Linked DNA regions of Homo sapiens: region 1 is linked to region 2. A link is a loop called in an ENCODE intact Hi-C map of the cell type or tissue named here. Cell type or tissue: chondrocyte. All regions are shown on one strand. Each heading gives the region's core, and the rest is flanking DNA. Links, peaks and the distances in the headings are about the cores only. Region 1 overlaps RIBC2 (RIB43A domain with coiled-coils 2). Region 2 overlaps PRR5-ARHGAP8 (PRR5-ARHGAP8 readthrough).

Region 1 (9,311 bases), core at 1,146-9,145, 610 kb after region 2:
CAGTGGAAAGGAAAAAGCAAGAGAAAAAGCAAGAACAAGAGGACAACTTGGCCGAGATCACCAACCTCCTGCGTGGGGACCTGCTCTCCGAGAACCCGCAGCAGGCAGCCAGCTCCTTCGGGCCCCACCGCGTGGTCCCTGACCGCTGGAAGGGCATGACCCAGGAGCAGCTGGAGCAGATCCGCCTAGTCCAGAAGCAGCAAATCCAGGAGAAGCTGGTGACTGCCCCGCCCCTTTTTCCAGAGCCCATAGAGCCAGGCTCTTTGCTCCCACTGCCTTCCAGGCACAAATGTAGTTGTAGCAGGCCTTGTGCTCTGCCCTAGCACCTGCCCTCAAGGAGTTTCCCTTCTAGTCGGTGGGAGACAAGAGCCAGATAGTGTCACACCCGTATGATGTGGCATTAGGAGTAGGAGTGCCAAGATAGAGGACAGTAGAATGGGAAGACATTGAAGCAAAGACCCAAAAGAGGGTAGGGAGGGAGCCATGTGTCTACCTGGGAAAAGGGCGACCGGGCAGGGTGAGCTGCAAGGGCAAAGGCCTTGAGGCAGGACCCTGCCAGACCTGCTCAGAGAAGGGCGTGGAGCCTGGTGACTAGAGTGGAGTGAGGAGAGGGGCAGGTACGGAGGCCTCAGAGGCAGACGGTCGAGGTCCTGGCAGTCCACTGGGGAGGACTTTGGCTTCTTCTGTGACGGAGACGGGGAACTCTGCAGGGTTTTGGACAGAGAAGTGACAGGATCTGACTTAGGTTGAACAGGATCCCCAGCGTGATCCCCCTGGATTGAGGGCAGACACTAGGGGCTGAGGGGGAAGGAAGGAGATCTCCAGGAAGGCCTTTGCAGTGTTCACAGCGAGAGGTGATGCTGGCTGGGACCACGGGGCAGGCAGTGGGGGTGCTGAGCAATGGTCAGATTCTGGATCTGTTTTGAAGGTAGAGTCGACAGGATTGGATGCATGATTGGGTGGGGACGTGTGAAAGAGAGGAGTTAAAGGCGACTCTAGGTCCTGTGGCCTGAGCAACTAGAGGGATGGAATTGGCATTTCCAGAGATGGGGAAGGTGGTGGGAGGAGCAGGTTGGTGGGTGGGGAGGGGTGGAAATCAGAGTTACAATTTTGGATACGTCAAGTGTGCAAAGTCCATTAGATATCTGTATCTATTAGGATTACATTTGCCTGAATGTGGCAGAAAACCACACATAACAGCATCTTAAACAAAATAGAACTTTCTCTCTTGCAAGTAGACTAAATCCTCAGGAAAACAGTCCAGGGCTGGTATGGCAGCTCTGTGGTCATTGACTGATGTCCTGCTATCCTTGGCTCCTGGCTCTCACTTCTTAGTGCAAGATGGCTGCTTGAGCACCAGCCATCACATGCATAGTCCAGCTACCAGGAAGGAGGAATGGAGAACACTCTAAGGAGATTTCCACTTACATTTCACTGGACAACACTTAGTCACAAGGTTGCCCCTAACTCTAAAGAAGTCAAGGAAATGCGTTTATTCCAGACAGTGAAGTGCTGGTGATTGTTTTACTAAAGAAGAACGAAAAATGGTTACTGGGAGACAAGTAGTATTTTCTGCCACAATCTCCAATTAAAGCCCAGGAGGCAGCTGGATATGTAACATAGGGCTCAGAACAAGGTCTGGGCCAGAGGCATAAATGTGAGTCGTCACCTACAGAGAGAATGTATGCATGTATTTTGAGACAGTCTCACTCTATCACCCTGGCTGGAGTGCAGTCATGCAGTCTCGGCCCACTGCAACCTCTGCCTCCTGAGTTCAAGCGATTCTCCTGCCTCAGCCTCCCCAGTAGTTGGGATTACAGGCATGCACCACCACACCCAGCTGCTTTTTGTATTTTTTGTAGAGGTAGGGTATCGTCATGTTGGCCAGGCTGGTCTCAAACTCCTGGTCTCAAGTGATCCACCCACCTCAGCCTCCCATAGTGCCGGGATTACAGGCGTGAGCCACCATGCCCGGCCCTACAGAGAGTATTTAAAGCTGAGGACTGAGTCCTGCTCCCACCTCCCCAGCACCCCCCTTCTCACCACCACTGTTGATAAAGAGCAAAGGCATCTGAGAAGGGGCCGCCAGGGAGGTGGACAGATGCAAGCCGTGGTTTCCTGGAGGCCAAGTGAGGAAAGGTGTTTGGGAGGGAAGGAGAGGGGAACCCCTGGGTCAAACGCTGCTGCCATGCTCAGGCTAAACGCTGGATCCAGCACCATGGCAGTCACCAGGGACCCTGTCAGGAAGGAGCATGTTTGGCAGAGGAGTGGGGCTGCCAGCCTAATGGGCTCAAGAGAGAACAGGCAGGAAACGAATGGAGATGGCACATGCAGACAGCACTTACAAGGCGTTTGCTGTAAAGGGTGCAGAGAAATGGAGTAGGAGCTGGTGGGGGCCATGAGGTGAAGGGAAAGTTTTTGTTTGTCTTGATTGTAGAAATAACAGCATGCTTGTCATTCAGCCGGAGTGATGCAGTAGAGGGGGAAATTGATGCCAGAGGAGAGACTTGCTGGAGCCGTGTCCCTGGGCTGCAGGAGAGCGAGGGACATGGAGTGCTAGTTGAGGGCTTGGTGTGGCCTCTGGGAGCTCAGAGCCATCACTGGAGTCACGGGAAGGGGCATCAGGGCGGGAGCTTGCGGGTGAACAGAATTGAGACCTGAGTTGATCTGTACTGGGGGCTGTGGCTCAGGACCACTGAAGTGACCGTCATTTTCTACCTTTTAGAAGTAGAACTGAGCAGGGCCGGGGGGAGTTAGTGCTAAGTGGTCATCTAGAAGAGCTGGAGAGGGAACAGCCTGGAGGAAGGGGACAGGATGGTCAGACAGTGCCCAGGGCCCACTAGGGGGTCATAGTCAGATGACTGGGTCACCCCATAGGTCTGGGTCACCCCATAGTCTGGGTCACCCCAGAGAGCACTGTCAGGGTGTCCCCCACCATGCTTAGCCAGATTCATTGTGGTCACCGCCTGCCTGATCAAGTGAAGGACTCAGGGGGCCGAGGGTATTGGCCTGGGAGCATCTGCCATGAGACGAACCAGGGGGCCAGAGAGAGATTGGAAAAGTGGCGGCCAGCAGACTGGAGGTCACACTTTGCGGGGGGCATAATCATTGGAATCAGGGACTTGGAGAGAGAGTGGAAGAGACAGGTTAGAGCAGTGAGACTGTTATTGGTAATGACAACGGAAGGGTGGAGGGTCCCAAAGGGAGGGTCTCCGGACCCACAGCATCGGCCGGGTGGGGCCTGCAGTCTGTGGTTTCGAAAGCCCCCAGGGGATTCTGATGCCTACTCAAGTTTGAGAACCACTGGTAGGGTGTGCCCAGTGGGTGAGAAGGTGAAGCCGGGACTAGATCTTTGGAGAGGAGGCAGGAGAGCTGAGCAGCTGGGGACAAGAGAGGGCTGTCTCTGTGTGTGCTGAAACCACTGAGAATCCTGGCAGGAGAGATCTGGAGAGGGTCTCAAACCTGCAAAGAGTGGGTGGAAGAGGCCAGGCTGGGGTGGCAGGTGCCATAGTTGGTGTAAGCTTCTGATCTGGTGGGTCTGGGGAGGAGGAGGGACAGTGGCGGTGGCGTGGACCAGGGCATGAGGAGTGGGTGGGGCAGCTCGTCCACCTGCTTCCCTGCAGGCCAGAGGTGCACATGTGTGGGAGGCTGCAGTGGGGCCGGGACCTGGGCAGGCAGGGGGCGTGAAGTTCAGGAAGTAGTCCAAGGTGGAAAGGGCGCCGGGGCTGGAATGGGGGTCCAGGGCCCTGCTCTGTGCTTCAGGACTGCCGCTCTGCCTGGACCATCTGGCACAGGAGATCGGCCGGCCATCCTGAAAGCAGTATTGCTGTCTAGTTTTCATTTTTTGTAGAAAATTAAGAAGACAGAAAAGCACAAAGGGGGAAAAACACACATGAAACCTCCCCACTCAGAACTACTGCCCGCTTCCTTTCTGGGTCCTTGCCTCCATCCCCTTTTCTATGCTTGGAGGTAACTGGGAAAGTTGAGATCTCACCTCAAACAGCTGGGCTGTCTGCTTTGCTCTTAGCCCGGGTGAGTGTGTCCCATGCCATTCCCTGTTTGCCACCAAGCAGCTTGTGTGATGACCCTGGGCTCCTGAGAGCAGCCTGGCTTTACAGCGGGGGACACTGAGGTTCATGAGAGCAGGGTGACTTGCCTCGTGGGTGACAAAGCCCGCCAGCCTGCCTTCAGTCCCAGGATGGGGCCGCCCAGACCCCCGTGCCACTCACCGGACACATCCTTGCTTATTTGGCGGGAGGAGGCTCTGCCCTAAAAATGGCAAACGTGGGCAAAGGGGACTCGTCTTCAGCCCTAACAAAGCTGACAACACACGGGGAAGTACCCCTTCCTCCACACAAATCCAGCTTCCTCTTCCAGGGCTCCAGAGTTTTCACAGTGAGGAGGGCAGTGAGGAATGAGCTGAAACATAGCAACTCAGGGGTTGGGGTGCCCCTCTAGGACCATAACCTTCCTGTCACCGGGTGAGGCTGTGGTGTCTGCATGTTCTGGAAGCTGCCCAGGTGATCTGCGTTCAGCTGTGGGGCAGCCGGCCATGGCTCATGGAGGTGGCATCTGACAGCTGACTGAGCCAGGGAGCCCCCTGAGGACCTGAGAAGGAAGACTCTGGGCCCAGCCTGCACCTGGGAGCCCTGCACCCCGGAGCTGGGAGTGGAGGCTGCTGTAGGAATTGAGTCCCTGCTGTGCCTTTAGGAGAAGGAGGACGGCCAGCACCTCCTGACGGGGGAGGGCAGCTGGGCCACATGGAATGAGGGCAGGCTGGGGGTCTCCTCTGGCTTCCTGCATGACATCGGTCACCTACCTGCTCGTCCTCTGAGCCTCAGTTTCCCCATCTGTAGAATGAGAGGCCAGGCCTCCTAGATAATCCCCTGGGGTTCTTTGGCTCTGGGGAAAGGTGGTGGTGAGCCGCCTCTTTTCCTTCCAGAGGCTCCAGGAAGAAAAGCGCCAGCGAGACCTGGACTGGGACCGGCGGAGGATTCAGGGGGCTCGCGCCACCCTGCTGTTTGAGCGGCAGCAGTGGCGGCGGCAGCGCGACCTGCGCAGAGCTCTGGACAGCAGCAACCTCAGCCTGGCCAAGGAGCAGCATTTGCAGTGAGTGCTGGGTGGGACCAGGGCCAGGTGGGGGACCGGGTGGAGGGACCGCGGGGCTGTGGAGGTCAAGGACGAGGAGGGGGCAGGAGGGGAAACACCCCGCCCTGGTGGTCCTCATCTGGACACTGTGGACCTCAAGTGGGCTGGCTTGGGTTGACAGACCCATGGGCCACAGGTCACTGCTGTCCACACGGGGTGCATGGGTGGAGGGCACCGGAAAGCCCCAGGGAAGAGCACTGAGTCTGCTGGGGGAGTCAGGAAGGCTTCCTGGAGGAGGCTTCATTGGTGAGACCCAGGAGGAGGATGGCACTGCCTATTCAGGGACGGCTTTCCAGGTAGAGAGAGGGGCTCCTGGGCTGCCCCAGAAAAGCCTGGAGTCTCTTGGTTATAGACAGGACTCCAAGAGTTCAGAGCTCCAGCTACAAGAAGATGTCAAATGCAAGCAAACAGGTGAACTTGCACCTGAAAAACACAGTATTTATTTACTTATTTATCTAGCTCTTGGCTTAAACTCAGGGGGGACCCAGGAATATTTTCTCCAATCCGATATCTGGTTGCTTGTGGGTCCATCTGTTATCACTTCTGCTGAAGGCCTAAAAGGAGCATTAAGAGTGATCTGAGGGCTGGGCTCGGTGGCTCACGCCTGTAATCCCAGCACTTTGGGAGGCTGAGGCGGGCGGATTATGAGGTCAGGAGTTTGAGACCAGACTGGCCAACATGGTGAAACTAAAATAAAACTAAACTAAAAAGACAAAAATTAGCCAGGCATGGTGGCACACAGTTGAAATCCCAGCTACTGGGGAGGCTGAGGCAGGAGGATGGCCTGAGCCCAGGGGCTGGAGGCTGCAGTGAGCAATGATCGCACCACTGCACTCCACCCTGGGTGGCAGAGAGAGATGTTGTCTCTAAAAACAAGAAAAGAATGATCTGAGAAATCAAACAGGGTGAACACCCACGGAGATTTAATTTTCTTATGTCCCCAAATGTTACTGGTGTAAGTCCCTAATCTAACTGCAGTGTAATTAAAAAGTGACCCTCGCCGCTGAGGAGCGGTTGAGATGGATCATTTTGGGGGGCTCATTAGGTATGAAACGTATTCTGTATTTTGGGGATAACACACTAATAAAAAGTTTGTGTGCCTTTTCAAAAAAAAAAAAAAGAAAGAATAGGAAGTATACACATTTGCTGACCTTTTTTTTTTCTCATTTTGTTATCAGGAAAAAATATATGAATGAAGTCTATACAAATCAACCCACGGGAGACTATTTCACACAATTTAATACAGGAAGTCGATAATGAGGAACACACCCTTGTTCCCGTCATTCACGTATAAAGAGTGGCTACCTTAAAGAGTCACGTTTCTTTTTTAAAGATACACTCCTTGGGCCACAAGTACCCTTCAGCTGTAATCGTCCACTGTGGACAAAACATTTATCTAACCTCTCCCGTGTATTTCTGTGAGGAACATTCGTTTCTGTTCAACTCAGCTCAGCGAAGGTCTTGAGTGGGGCTCTAGGAAGTAGCTCCACACGGGCCTGCTCAGGGCCACCCTAGAGAGAGGTGGTATTTAAGGTGGTATTTAAGGTGGGCCTGTGTTCCGCACAGACTCTAGGTTCAGCTGCAGTAATCGTTACTGCTGCCAAATGCGAGCTCTGTGCAAATCCAAACACTTCATGTAGAATTCACTAATGTGATTCTCACAACAGCTGGTGGTGCGTATTTTTACTACTCACATTTTCTAGTTGAATAACCTGAGTTACAGACACGTTAAGTGACTTGGCGAGGTCATACCCCCAGGAAGTGTGGGCGCTTGGGATTGAACCCAAGGATAAGTGGCTCTCAGGCACTTCACTCGGCCAGCTCCTACAGCTGACCTGAAACAGCAGTGGCCTTGACACAACAGAGGCTCGGCCAGGCACTATGGCTTACGCCTGTAATCCCAGCACTTTGGGAGGCTGAGGTGGGCGGATCATGAGGTCAGGAGTTCAAGACCATCCTGGCCAACATGGTGAAACCCCGTCTCTACTAAAAATACAAAAATTAGCCGGACGTGGTGGTGCGCGCCTGTAGTCCCAGCTAGTTGGGAGTCTGAGGCAGGAGAATTGCTTGAACCCAGGAGGTGGAGGTTGCAGTGAGCCAAAATTGCGCCACTGCACTCCAGCCTAGCGACAGAGCAAGACTCTGTCAAAAAAACAAACAGACAAAAACAAAACCAGAGGCTAATTTCTGCTCTCATAGAAGTGCAAGCTCATATGGTGGCTCTGCTGAGGCTCCTTCCAGCTTGTGGCTCTGTCCTCTCCGCTGCCACACGCAGCTCCTGTCTTGTGGTCCAGGATGCTGCTCCGGCCTCCACCATCCTGCCACGCTCTGGCCAGCAGCGAGGAGGAAAGGCAAAAAAGAAGGGGGTCGGCATGCTACTTCTCCATGACAACATGGAGACATGGCATGGAAAGTGCATTTCACCTCCGCTTGTATCGCATGGAGCAGAATTCAGTCATGTGACCACACCTACGTGAATGGAGGCTGGGAAGCTTAGCTGGCTGACCGTGTGACCAGACCATCATTCTACAACTGTATACAAATGAAGTAATACATATTAGGGGACAACTAGCTATCTGCTGCAGGCCACACTTGAAGAGTGACTTGGAAATTGCCAGGCAGGAGGTGTGGGGAGGCATTTTCCACTGAGAGTGGGGACTAAGTCCAGCCCTGTCCTTGAGGTCAAGGACAGGATTTCTGGCCCCAAAGCCTAGAAATCACTGGGTTCCCCCACCCCAGTTAACCTCTTCCTCCTCCACATGGGTTTCTTGTGGGGCCATATACCCAGGGCCATTGACAGATGGCAGCTCTTGGCATGTTATCCTTAGCTGAGATAGAGCTGGATACTCCAGTGCAGACAGCTTAGCTCACTTTACCCTCCGTCTAAATGCCCCTCTGGTTCTTCCCATGCTCAGACCCTTCACTGGCTGACGTTTCACCTGAGCCTCAGGATCGGTAGGGTTTTTAGGTGGACAGAGTGGGGCTGGACTTGCTAGCAGGCATAAACAAAGGCACTGCGGTGTCCAGGAGAGAAGTGGCAGGGCAGTATCCGCTGAGGTGGGTGTGTAGAGGGCCTGGGGTCTGGTGTGGGGTGGGGGTGGAAGGAAGAGGTGTGTGGCCAAGGTGTGAGGAGCAGGCGGGCCGACGAGGAAGGCTGCAGACTTTATCCTGAAGGCAAAAGGGGAGCTTGGAGAGAGTTGTCGGCCAGGCAGAGAGGGCTGGGTGTGCTCTAGCAGCCCAGCAGGCTCAGGCCACCCAGGGGCTGCCAAAAGGGAGGCAAGGCTTTGCAGACAGACTTTATGCCTCCCTCTGGATCCAGGCCCACACGGGCTCCCAGGCAAAGCATTTGAACAAATGACCACACTGAAGACGTTGTTCAAATTCACAGTCGATCAAGTAATGCTGCCACCCCCAGGCTGGTGTGGGACCACGGGTGGGACCCAGGGGACTGCCTCAGGACCTGTAACTAGAGTGTGGATTGTGATGTAAAGCCAGAGAGGGGAGGGCGAGAGTCGGTTTGTTAGCACGCCCTGTGTACCAGGCTCCCACTGGGCCTCTTGGGCAGGTGGTCTCTTTAAACTGCCCCCATCGCACCGCTGGAAAGCAGCTGCTTAGCCTCGTTTTGCATCCACAAAATGAAGGACCTCACTGTTCTCACTGCACCAGGCAGGGCCACCATGCGGATCCCAGGGCTTCAAAACTCTCAGCCAGCTGCTCACCCCTTGTTTCCTGAACTGGAGCTGCGTATTTTCACAGTGACTAACGGTAACACGGACACTCCCTGTAGGGAAAGGGGTTCGGGGTGTACTCATTTCCCAGGCTGCCATTAACAAATGCCTGCAGACTGAGTGGCTTAACCAGGAGAAACTTAGAGTTCCTCGAGGTGCTGGAGGCCAGAAGTCCAAATTGAGGTGTAGGCTGTGTTGCTTCCCTCTGAGGCTGCGAAGAAGGATCTGTTCCGGGCCTCTGCCCCAGCTCCTGGTAGTTTGCTGGTGATCTCTGGTGTTCCTTGGCTTGTACATGCATCACTCTGATCTGTGCCTTCCTCTTCCTGTGGTCTTCCCTGTGTGCGTGTATGTGTCCAAATTTCCCCTTTTCATAAGGACACCAGCCACGCCGGGTTAGAGCCTAACCTAATGACCTCATATTAACTAATTTCATTT
Region 2 (10,315 bases), core at 893-8,892:
CTCCTTCCACTTGTTGAAGCCCACTCGTGGCTCTGAGGCTGCTGCTGACACAGGTCTCTTCTCGTGCCCCACAGACACCGTGTGAGTGGGTGTGACGCTCCGTGTACAGGGAGCACTCAGACAGAGCTGGAATGCCAGCTGGGACCTCGGAATCCACACTGTCTCCTTCCCATTTCCCCATCCATCCCTGGGAAGCATCTCGGCCCCCCAGGAGCATGGACAGCTCAGGCTCTCAGGCACCTGCCTGTCTTCCCACCAGCCGTCTCCCGCCCCAAGGGCTACACTGCCCCGTCCCACCCTTGTCCCTGTGTCCCTTTGTCTCTTAATGTGACTGGTACTCAGAGGAATGTTGGCAAGCACTGGTCCTTGGGCACATCGAGAGCTACTCTGCAGCCAGACACAGTGGCTCATGCTACTAATCATAGCACTTTGGGAGGCCAAGGCAGGAGGATCACTTGAGCCCAGGAGTGTGACCTGGGCAAGAAAGTGAGCCCCACCTCTATAAAAAATATAAAAATTAGCCGGATGTGTAGCATGCGCCTGTGGTCCCAGCTACACGGGAGGCCAAAGCAGGAGGATTGCTTGAGTCCAGGACTTCAAGGCTGCAGTGGCTTGTGTTTGTGCCATTGCATTTCAGCCTGGGCAACAAGCAAGACCCTGTCTCAAAAAAAAAAAAAAAAAAAAAGAACTGCCCTGCCAGGCGGCTTGGAGCCTTTCTTTTCTTTCTTTTTTCTTTCTTTCTTTCTTTTTTTTTTTTTTTTTTGAGACGAAGTCTCGCTTTTGTCCCCCAGGCTGGAGTGCAATGGCGCCATCTCGGCTCACTGCTACCTCTGCCTCCTGGGTTCAAGCGATTCTCCTGCCTCAGCCTCCCAAGTAGCTGGGATTACAGGCACCTGCCACCACGCCTGGCTAATTTTTGTGTTTTTAGTAGAGACGGGGTTTCACCATGTTGGCCAGGCTGGTCTCAAGCTCCTGACCTCAGGTTGATCCACCCGCCTCGGCCTCCCAAAGTCCTGGGATTACAGGCGTGAGCCACCATGCCCGGCCTTCTTTTCTTATCAGCTCCCAAAGCTGTCATTCCAGGGACTGAATCGTGTGGTCCTGAGGCACACTGGGAGAATTCCCAGAGCAGCAGACTTGAGTCAGCTCCTGCTTAATAGAAGGAGAGATTTTTGGGGCCAAAGAGCTCCTTTCATGTCACTAGAATTTCCTGCCAGTTTTTCTCACCTACTGGCCTATGCCGCACACATTCCCCTATTGGAAGGTGAGGTTTTGTTTGTGTTTAACCAGGCCCAGCACCCTTGTGCCCTATGTGACATGTGACATATTTGACATAGCAAAAAAGCTAGTCCTGTCATTTACCTTAGAAAAGTCCTTAGAGGGGCTGGGCGCAATAGCTCACGTCTGTAATCTCAGCACTTTGGGAGGCTGAGGCTAGCGGATCACCTGAGGTAAGGAGTTCAAGACCAGCCTGCTCAACATGGCAAAACCCCGTCTCTACTAAAAACACAAAAAATTAGCGGGTGTGGTGGTGGGCGCGTATAATCCCAGCTACTCAGGAAGCTGAGGCAGGAGAATTGAGGCTTGAACCCACGAGGCAGAGGTTGCAGTGAGTCAAGATTGCACCATTGCACTCCAGTCTGGGTGACAAGAGCGAAACTCCATCTCAAAAAACAGAGAAAAGTCCTTAGAGGGCGAGGCATGGTGGCTCACACCTGTAATCCCAACACTTTGGGAGGCCAAGGCAGGTGGATCACTTGAGCCCAGGAGTTTAAGACCAGCCTGGGTAACATGGCGGAACCTCGCCTCTACAAAACAGATAAAAATCAGCCAGGCATGGTGGCGCGTACCTTAGTCCCAGCTATTCAGGAGGCTGAGGTGGGAGGATTGCTTGAGTTCGAGAGGCAGAGACTGAAGTGAGCTGAGATAGCACCACTGCACTCCAGCCTGGGCGACAGAGTCAGACTTTGTTGTACTTAAGAGTTCTAGAAACCTCTAAGGTTCTTGGAAAAAAAGTTCACCTGCTTGGCCAGGCACAGTGGCTCACGCCTGTAATCCCAGCACTTTGGGAGGCCGAGATGGGAGGATCACTTGAGGTCAGGAGTTCGTGACAAGCCTGACCAACATGGTGAAACCCCGTCTCTACTAAAAATACAAAAATCAGCTGGGCGTGGTGGCGCATGACTGTAATCTCAGCTACTTGGGAGGCTGACGCAGGAGAATCACTTGAATCCAGGAGGCAGAGGTTGCGGTGAGCCGAGATCACACCATTGCACTCCAGCCTGGGCAACAAGAGTGAGACTCCAGTCTCAAAAAAAAAAAAAATTCACCTGCTCCTCCTGTTTTCCACGTGGCAGCGTGATGGTGATGGCACCAGACTGCCTGGGCTCGACTGCTCTGCCCCTTGCCATCCATTACCCATTACCCTCAACAAAAGAGCCAACCCCTCTCTGCCTCAGTTTCCCCATGTGGCTGACAAGGCTATTTAAGTCATTCCATTGTCATAATAATTCACTGACTTAATACATATAGTGTTTATTTTATTTTTCTTCCTTCCTTCCTTTTCTCTTTTTTTTTCATAGGTTCTTGTTCCATCAGCCCGGCTGGAGTGCAGTGGTGCAATCATGGCTCACTGCATCCTTAACCTCCTGGGCTCAAGTGGTCCTCCCACCTCAGCCTCTCACATAGCCGGGATTACAGGTGCGCACCACTGTGCCCAGCTAGTTTAAAACAATTTTTTGTTGAGACAGGGTCTCGCTATGTTGCCCAGGCTGGACTGGAACTCCTGGCCTCAAGTGATCCTCCTTTCTCAGCCTCTCAAAGTGTTGGGATTATAGGAGCGCACCATGTTGACTGTTTAGAATAGGGCCTGCCAGGCAAATACTCAATGTTAGCTGCTAGTACTGTGTTTTTTGTTTGTTGTTGTTTTGTTTTGTTTCATTGCTTTGAGACAAGGTCTCAGTCTGTTGCCCAGGCTGGAGTGCAGTGGTGCCATCACGGCTCACTGTAGCCTCGAACTCCTGGACTCAGGTGATCCTCCCACCTCAGCCTTCCAAGTAGTTGGGACTACAGGCACGCCACCATGCCCAGCTAAATTTTGAACTTTTAGTAGAGACAGGGTTTTGCCATGTTACCCAGGCTCCTCTCCAATTCCTAACCTCAAGTAATCCTCCAGCCTCGGCCTCTCAAAGTGCTGGGATTATAGGCATGAGCCACTGCACCTGGCCCTGATTTAAAATGTTTTTAAGTTGGCTGGGCGTGGTGGCTCACCCCTGTAATCCCAGCACTTTGGGAGGCCAATGTGGGCAGATTACCTGAGGTCAGGAGTTCGAGACCAGCCTGGCCAATATGGCGAAACCCTATCTCTATTAAAAATACAAAAAATTAGCGGGGAGTGGTGGCAGGCGCCTGTAATCCCAGCTACTCAGGAGGGTGAGCTACGAGAATCGCTTGAACCCGGGAGACGGAGGTTGCAGTGAGCCAAGATCGCGCCATTGCACTCCAGCCTGGGCAATAAGAGCGAAACTCCACCTCAGAAAAAAGAAAAAAAAATCTTTTAAAACTACCCTTTTGTATTAATTTGATTCCAATATCTTACGCACCTTATGTGCCAGCACCGCAAAACAGTACTGTGAAGTCAGCCACATTTTCCCCATTCCAAAGAAGAGGAGGTTGGTGCTCAGAGAGGTTACGCCCAAGTCGCACCATGAGAGGGGGCGTGGGCTGGGATCCAACCTGAGCCTGTGTGGTTCTACCCCTCATTCTGCCTCATGCCTGGACATAAGCAGCTGCCAGGAGAGGACCATAGGAATTGGGCTGGGGCTCTGGAGCCCAGATTGGGCTCCGCAGCCCATTGCCTGTGAGATCTTGGGCAGCCACATAACCTCTCTGTTTCCCAAGTCCTCATTTGTAAATGAAGGAAGTAGAGGAACTCTGAGGCCCTGGGTCTCGCCAGACCTCCTGACTCAGATCCCCGCAGGTGGTGCCTGTGGCTGCAGGTCTAACAAAACCCCAGCAACTCTGCCGCACGCCGTGTTGGGAGCCCCTGGCTGAGCTGGCCTGTGGGCCCTTTCCCGAGAGGAGAGGCAAGTGGCAGGGCCCTGGCTGCACCTGTCCCAGAGTCCGTGTTTGGCAGAGCCTGGCCTGCAGGACAGGTCAGGGAGGTTGCAGAGAGGAAGGTGAGGGGCTGGGCATGGGAGGCCTCCCTGCAGCTCTGAAGCGGGCACCTCTGTCCCTGAGAATGGTTCCTGCAGAGGGGCAAGACTCCCTTTGCCCTTAGTGGGTTCCTCCCGCCCATCACACAGGACGTTGACAGTACTTCACAGCCCCGGGGACACCCTCCGGCATCCTTCCAGCAGAGACCAGACTGTCCCCGAGTCCTGTGGCGTCTAAATGGGCAGGCGGTGAGGACACTCCTGCAGGGGTCCCACCAGCCCCTTCCCTCCGGGGGCTGGGGTGCAGGCACTAAGGCAGGCCCCGCTTTCCTCCCTCCCCTTGTGCTTGGGGTGAGGGGCACACTGCACTTTGGTGGCTATTCTGCAGCCCCAGCCTTCAGCCCGGGTTCCCTGGCCTACCTGGCAGTGTCCTTGAATACAGAAACCTGGCAATCCCCGCCCTCCTCCCTCAGCCCCCGGGTCCGATTCTTTCTCGTCCACTAGGGGGAGCCAGTGCACACAGCTCGGCCTCCCTCGGGGCTCCTTTAGGAACCACCTGGCGCTGGTGCTGGCGCTGGACTGAGCTGTGGGCTGAGCTTTGGGCTGAGCACTGGGCGGCCGCTGTCCCTTTGGATTCTCCTACCTGTCATGATCTCCGTATTTTTTGTTTTTGCCACGGTAACTTGAATTATTTTGATTTCACAAAATAAACGACATTGAAAATACATGAATACTTATTTCAAGACTTTCAAATTGTCATAAAATAACATAAAATATCTTCGGTTTGGCTGAATACATAACTTTCCTTTTCCAGTAACAACATAATTCTTTACCCACATTAATAGTTGTATATCTTGGCCAGGCACGGTGGCTCATGCCTGTAATCCCAGCACTTTGGGAGGCCAAGGCGGGCGGATCACGAGGTCAGGAGATCGAGACCATCCTGGCTAACATGTTGAAACCCCGTCTCTACTAAAAATACAAAAATTAGCCAGGCGTGGTGGTGTGCACCTTAATCCCAGCTACTTGGGAGGCTGAGGCAGGAGAATCACTTGAACCCAGGAGGCGGAGCTTGCAGTGAGCCGAGATCACACCACTGCACTCCAGCCTGGGTGACAGAGCGAGACTCCATCTCGAAAAAAAAAAAGTTGTATATCTTAAACATATACAATAAAGAAATAATACTGTCCTCCAAAATAAAACTCAAATGATATATTTATGGCAAAAACCAAACCTAGACTATCATAAAGAAGGCGGGGATTACAGGCTTCTTATAAAGGCGTGCTCGCATCCATCTGTCAATGATCCCCACTTTGCAATTCATGCTGAGCCTTGTTACTAATAGCAGTCGTCACAGCGAGCATGTCCACCAGACGTCAGGCAGTGGACTAGACCTGCAAATAGCCTTGCATTGTCTTCCGCCCTCACTTAGGAGGGAGAACCCCCACTTTCAGACCCAGGCCCTGAGAGGGAGTGAATTGCCCTGGGGCACAAGAGGAGGGAGAAGACGGAGTTGCTGCACCTGGTCAGGGCATGTCTGGCCTTGTGGCTGCGCTGCTCCCTGGGGTCCGAGAGACTGTCCTGGAGACAAACCTGGAGAGCCTCATTGGTTCCTCTCCTTAGAAGAGGTGGCCAAATGTGAAGCCACCACTGACCCCAAAACCGCGAGCAACTGAGGCTGCCCTGGGGCAGGCTTCAACCTCAGAGCTGCTCTCTCTGTGCCAGTGGCTTAGTGCCCCCTGTCTAGCCTGCATCCCCCAAAAGCGCTTCTTGGCACTTCCGCGCTATCTCCTATATGCAAATTCAGGGCAGATGTAAATTGGAGGCAGATATTTATTTTTATGCAGATGAGCCACTCCAGCGTGTTTGGTGCATTGGAGATCTCGTGAAAGCAAAATATCTCCCGGCGTGCGCTGCTTGTGTTATGTTCGGGTTTTAAGTCGTGTCAGCGTTTACATTTTCTTAATATGAAAAATGCCTGCATTGTTCTGCCGCCAACTCCCCCTCCCTCCCTGCAACCCTCGGCCTCTCTGCTGGCGCCTAATCGTTCTTTATTCTCTTGCTTCTGCTTTCTTAGTCACAAGTTTGGGAAGAAAGTCATCTATTTCAACTACCTGAGTGAGCTCCACGAACACCTTAAATACGACCAGCTGGTCATCCCTCCCGAAGTTTTGCGGTAAGTGCCTGTTAGACCCCAGAAGCCGCATCAATACATCTTCGTGCTTCCAAAGGGCTTGGTTCAGTCCCATGAATGTTTAAGGCTTGATTTCCAAATGTGTGCTTGGCTAGATTTGGCTCAGAAATCTGCGGCATCGACAAAGATCCGCAGCAAAAGGTGCTAACTGCTGACTCAGAGAAATGAAATGGCAAAGGTTGTATACAGGACGGGATGTTTTCCTCGCCCACCATTGCAAAACTGATTTAAAAAATAAGCCCTAACATGGCAACGGCCGTTTGTTGCCTTGGTGTTTACCGTTTTTGCTTTTGAGCAGAAAATTAGGAGAATTTCCCAGGCGTGTGGATAACGCTGTGTACAGAATGAAGTGTTCTCAGGGACGTCACGGGTGCTCTAGAAAACGACCTGTCTCCTGGATGCTGAAAGCTTAATTGGTGTGTCTGCTACAAGGCTTAAATGTAGGCCCAGATGAATAGAGGCTGCCCAGAAAGGCGTATGCCACACAGCCAGTACAGGGCGCGGCCAGATCCAGCCTGGGTCTCTGGACCCCCAGCCTGGGTTCCCTCTGCCCCTGTGTCTCCCTCTCTGAGGCGCTCCTTTGAAGGAGCAGGCCCTTGCCAAAGTACGTGCAGGGAAGGCTGGTAGCCTTGCAGGGGTAATGGAGATAATAACTTCTCTCCGGACGCCAAGTCACATGGCAGGTGCTGGGATATAGAGGTGTTTAGGGAGTGTGGTCTCTGCCCTCATGACACTCTCAGACTAGTGAGGGCCACAAATCAGTGATGACAGGGGCCAGAGGAGGCACAGAACCCAGCTGGGGAGGGGACTGGTGTGTGGGGGTAATCCAGGAAGACTTCTAGGAGGAGGTAGCTCTTAAAGTGAGTTTCACAGGGACAGTTGGCTAGATGAAGAGGCCAGGGAAGCACATTTCCAGCAGAGGGAAGCCCTCCTGCAAACATATGGGTGAAATATTGGGAGATCTGGAGGCAGTGAGAAGTCCCATGTGATCAGGCAGAAGTTGGTGAACGTGAAGCTGGAGGTCACCTTGGGCCGGGAGTCCTTGGTGCCAAGCAGAGGAGAGTGAACTGGACCTGGAGGCCATGAGAGGATGATGGGAATCCCTGGTCGCCCGTGGGCCCTGGCAAGACCCCACTCCCAGACCTCACTAAAGTGATCCGGGGGAGTCCATGGAGACGGCTCAGAAGATGTATTTGTAGCAGCTCTGTGGTGGAAGTGATTTGGTCTGGTGACAAAGGGTAACTCACATCCTCCTGTGTGGGAGAGTGATTTGGGGATGAAATGGACGGCATCTGTGAAACACGCAGCTCCGGCTTCTCAGTGGGTACTGGGTGCAGTCTAGGGCCTCTGGAATGTGCAGGTGGCTGGCAACACTGAGGGTGCAGGGTCCTGTGAGTCAGAGGGGATGAGGTTTGGGAGAGGGGCTTGGGCTTGGGCATTGGGAGCTCCTGAACTTACTCAGTAGGCAGCCGGCACCCCTGTTCCATAGCCATGCAGCAGAACCCCAGAGGACACGTCCAATGCTGATGCTTTTAAATGAGCAGCTTCTAGACTGGGGGTGGGGCTGAGTCTGGATTTTCTCCACCCCCACATACTTCCTGGTGGGTGCTGCGAGCACCAGAGGCTGAGACCCACTGGCACAGCGGCAGGGCAGGGCCTTGGGGTGCTGAATCCTGGCTGTCATCCCAGCTTGTGACCTGGGGCATGTCACCAGACCTTGACAAGCCTCAGTTTCCCAATCTGTAAAGTAGACAAAATAACCCCTCTACAGTAGGCCCCTCATGAGGGACCGAGACATCTCTGGGGAGCCACTTGGGGCGCAGAGCGCTGTGATTAACTCACAAAAAACAACCGCACGTGGTAGCAGCTCACACGTGCTTGGCTGGCCAGGCTCAGTCCAGTGCACCACCTTCTCCGCAGACCTTTCCTGCATTGTCGGGTGCCTAACCCTGCACCATCTTGTGTCACTGACTGCCTCACTCCCGAGCTGCCAACTAATGGTCATGTGCCCCCCCATCCTGTGGCCGGGTCCCTGCTGTATGCACAGTGCCCGGCACATAGTAGGGCTTCAATACGTATTTGCCTGTGTTAAGGAAGGACTGTTACCTGAGCACAGAGGGTCTTTTCTTTTCTTTCTTCTTCTTTTCTTTTTTTTTTTTTTTTGAGATGGAGTCTTGCTCTATCGCCCAGGCTGGAGTGCAATGGCGCAATCTCGGCTCTCTGCAACCTCCACCTCCTGGGTTCAAGTGATTCTCCTACCTCAGCCTCCCGAGTAGCTGGGATTACAGGTGTGCACAACCATGCCCAGCTAATTTTTGTATTTTCAGTAGAGATGGGGTTTCATCATGTTGGCCGGGCTGGTCTCAAACTCCTAACCTCAAGTGATCCACCTGCCTCGGCCTCCCAAAGTGTTGGGATTACAGGCGTGAGCCACCGTGCCGAGCACAGAGGTTCTTTTCACCCGAAGGCTTTAACCACCTCCTTCAGAGTTTATCCATCCTTTTCAGAGTCCATCTGTTCATTCATGGGTTTCTTGTTTCATTCAACAAATATTTTAATTGAGCATCTAGTAGGCAGCAAGCCCTTTCCAGGCACTGGGGATAAAGTAATTAACAAAAGGGACGAGGTTCCTTTAGCATTACCGGCCAGCTCTCGTCTTAAATTCAGACACTTGCGAGAGCTGAGGGTGGTCACGCCCACCTTGGGGCTGACCGCATGGTAAGCAGGTGAGGCTGCTCTGCTGGCCAGGGGCCTCAGGAGAGACTGGACATTTGCTGGAGGTTGGACTACTGCCTCTTATGCGAACAGCCCACAGCAATGGGGGATTGTGACTGTGTGTATGTGAGTGTGTGTGTGAGCTGGCAGTGTGGCACGTGCGCCCAGAGGGATGAGATGCCCAGGTGTCCTGCAGGTGGGGCATCCAGCCCCACCCAGCGCCTCCGTGGCTGCCAGCTGCCCCTGCCAGGTGAGATCCCAGCCTCTGTTGTGTCTACAGGTACGATGAGAAGCTCCAGAGCCTGCACGAGGGCCGGACGCCGCCTCCCACCAAGACACCACCGCCGCGGCCCCCGCTGCCCACACAGCAGTTTGGCGTCAGTCTGCAATAGTAAGTGAGCCGGGGATGTGCCTGCTCCTATGCCCTGGAGCCCTGGGAGCTGTGGGGCGCTTCTGGGTCCAGAAATATTTTCCCCAGACGTTTGTCTCCAGCAGCCAAGCTGAACCCTGCAGGAAAGATAAAGCCTGAGCTCATCACTGAGGCCGTGGCTCGCTGCTCAGTGCCTGGTTGGGGGGGCGCGTGCTCGCTGCTCGGTGCCTGGTTGGGGGGCGCATGCTCGCTGCTCGGTGCCTGGTTGGGGGGCGCGTGCTCGCTGCTCGGTGCCTGGTTGGGGGGCGCGTGCTTGCTGCTCCGTGCCTCGTTGGGGGGGCGCGTGCTGGGTGCCTGGTCGGGGGGGTGCGTGTCACTGCTCTGTGCCTGATTGGGGGGACCGGCAGTGGGTAGTGGATGGGGGTCTCTGGGGTTCCCGCCCCAGCTTCCATCACTGCTGCCCCCTGCCCTCCGGGTACACAGACACTTCCCACCACCTTCAAGGAGGGCGTGGTCATGGGATGTGCTTAGGTGTAGGTGTGGGGTGTGTCGTGCTAGGAGGAAGCTTCCAGAGCCAGTGGGCAGCTGCCTCTCATGGTGATGTATAGGCCTGGGTCCGGTAGAGACGGCACGTGGTCACTCTGCATCCCTGATCCCCGCATCACCATGCACCTTGCTAACACCCAGGCTGGACACAGGCATAGAGAAGACAGGCTTGTGCTGGGCTCAGCCGCTGAGATTTAAGGGTCATTGTTACCGCAGCGTAACCTGTCCTTCCTAATACCCTTTATCAGCCACATGACCTTGAACTCACCTCTTCTCTCAGCTTGTTTCCTTATTCCTGTTATACTACCTTTTTTTGGGGTGGCGGGAACAGAGTCT

Evidence for each region. Peaks named below come from ENCODE experiments on the same cell type or tissue, not always from the same donor. Only the 100,000 strongest peaks of a DNase experiment are listed, where the experiment ranks them.
Region 1: a loop joins it to region 2, with 4 times the contacts of the local background. A loop is called at or near these places in 1 of 110 quality-filtered maps.

The regions. Positions count from the first base shown.
Region 1 is chr22:45,425,958-45,435,268 of GRCh38, forward strand. It overlaps RIBC2 (RIB43A domain with coiled-coils 2), which reads left to right. Exons shown (of 7, transcript NM_015653.5): 5 at 1-218; 6 at 4,943-5,109; 7 at 6,327-6,552. The coding sequence ends at 6,405. Among named protein-coding and RNA genes, the nearest start is that of RIBC2, 17 kb to the left of the region's middle. In chondrocyte, for the core only: no CTCF peak of the experiment used is centred there; DNase peaks (open chromatin) are centred at 3,584, 4,174, 4,624, 5,204 and 1 weaker place.
Region 2 is chr22:44,816,140-44,826,454 of GRCh38, forward strand. It overlaps PRR5-ARHGAP8 (PRR5-ARHGAP8 readthrough), which reads left to right. Exons shown (of 15, transcript NM_181334.6): 9 at 6,232-6,330; 10 at 9,344-9,454. It overlaps ARHGAP8 (Rho GTPase activating protein 8), which reads left to right. Exons shown (of 12, transcript NM_181335.3): 6 at 6,232-6,330; 7 at 9,344-9,454. Among named protein-coding and RNA genes, the nearest start is that of ARHGAP8, 69 kb to the left of the region's middle. RefSeq lists an enhancer at 1-280 and a silencer at 4,636-4,735. In chondrocyte, for the core only: CTCF peaks have their summits at 4,650 (motif pointing right) and 4,867; no DNase peak of the experiment used is centred there.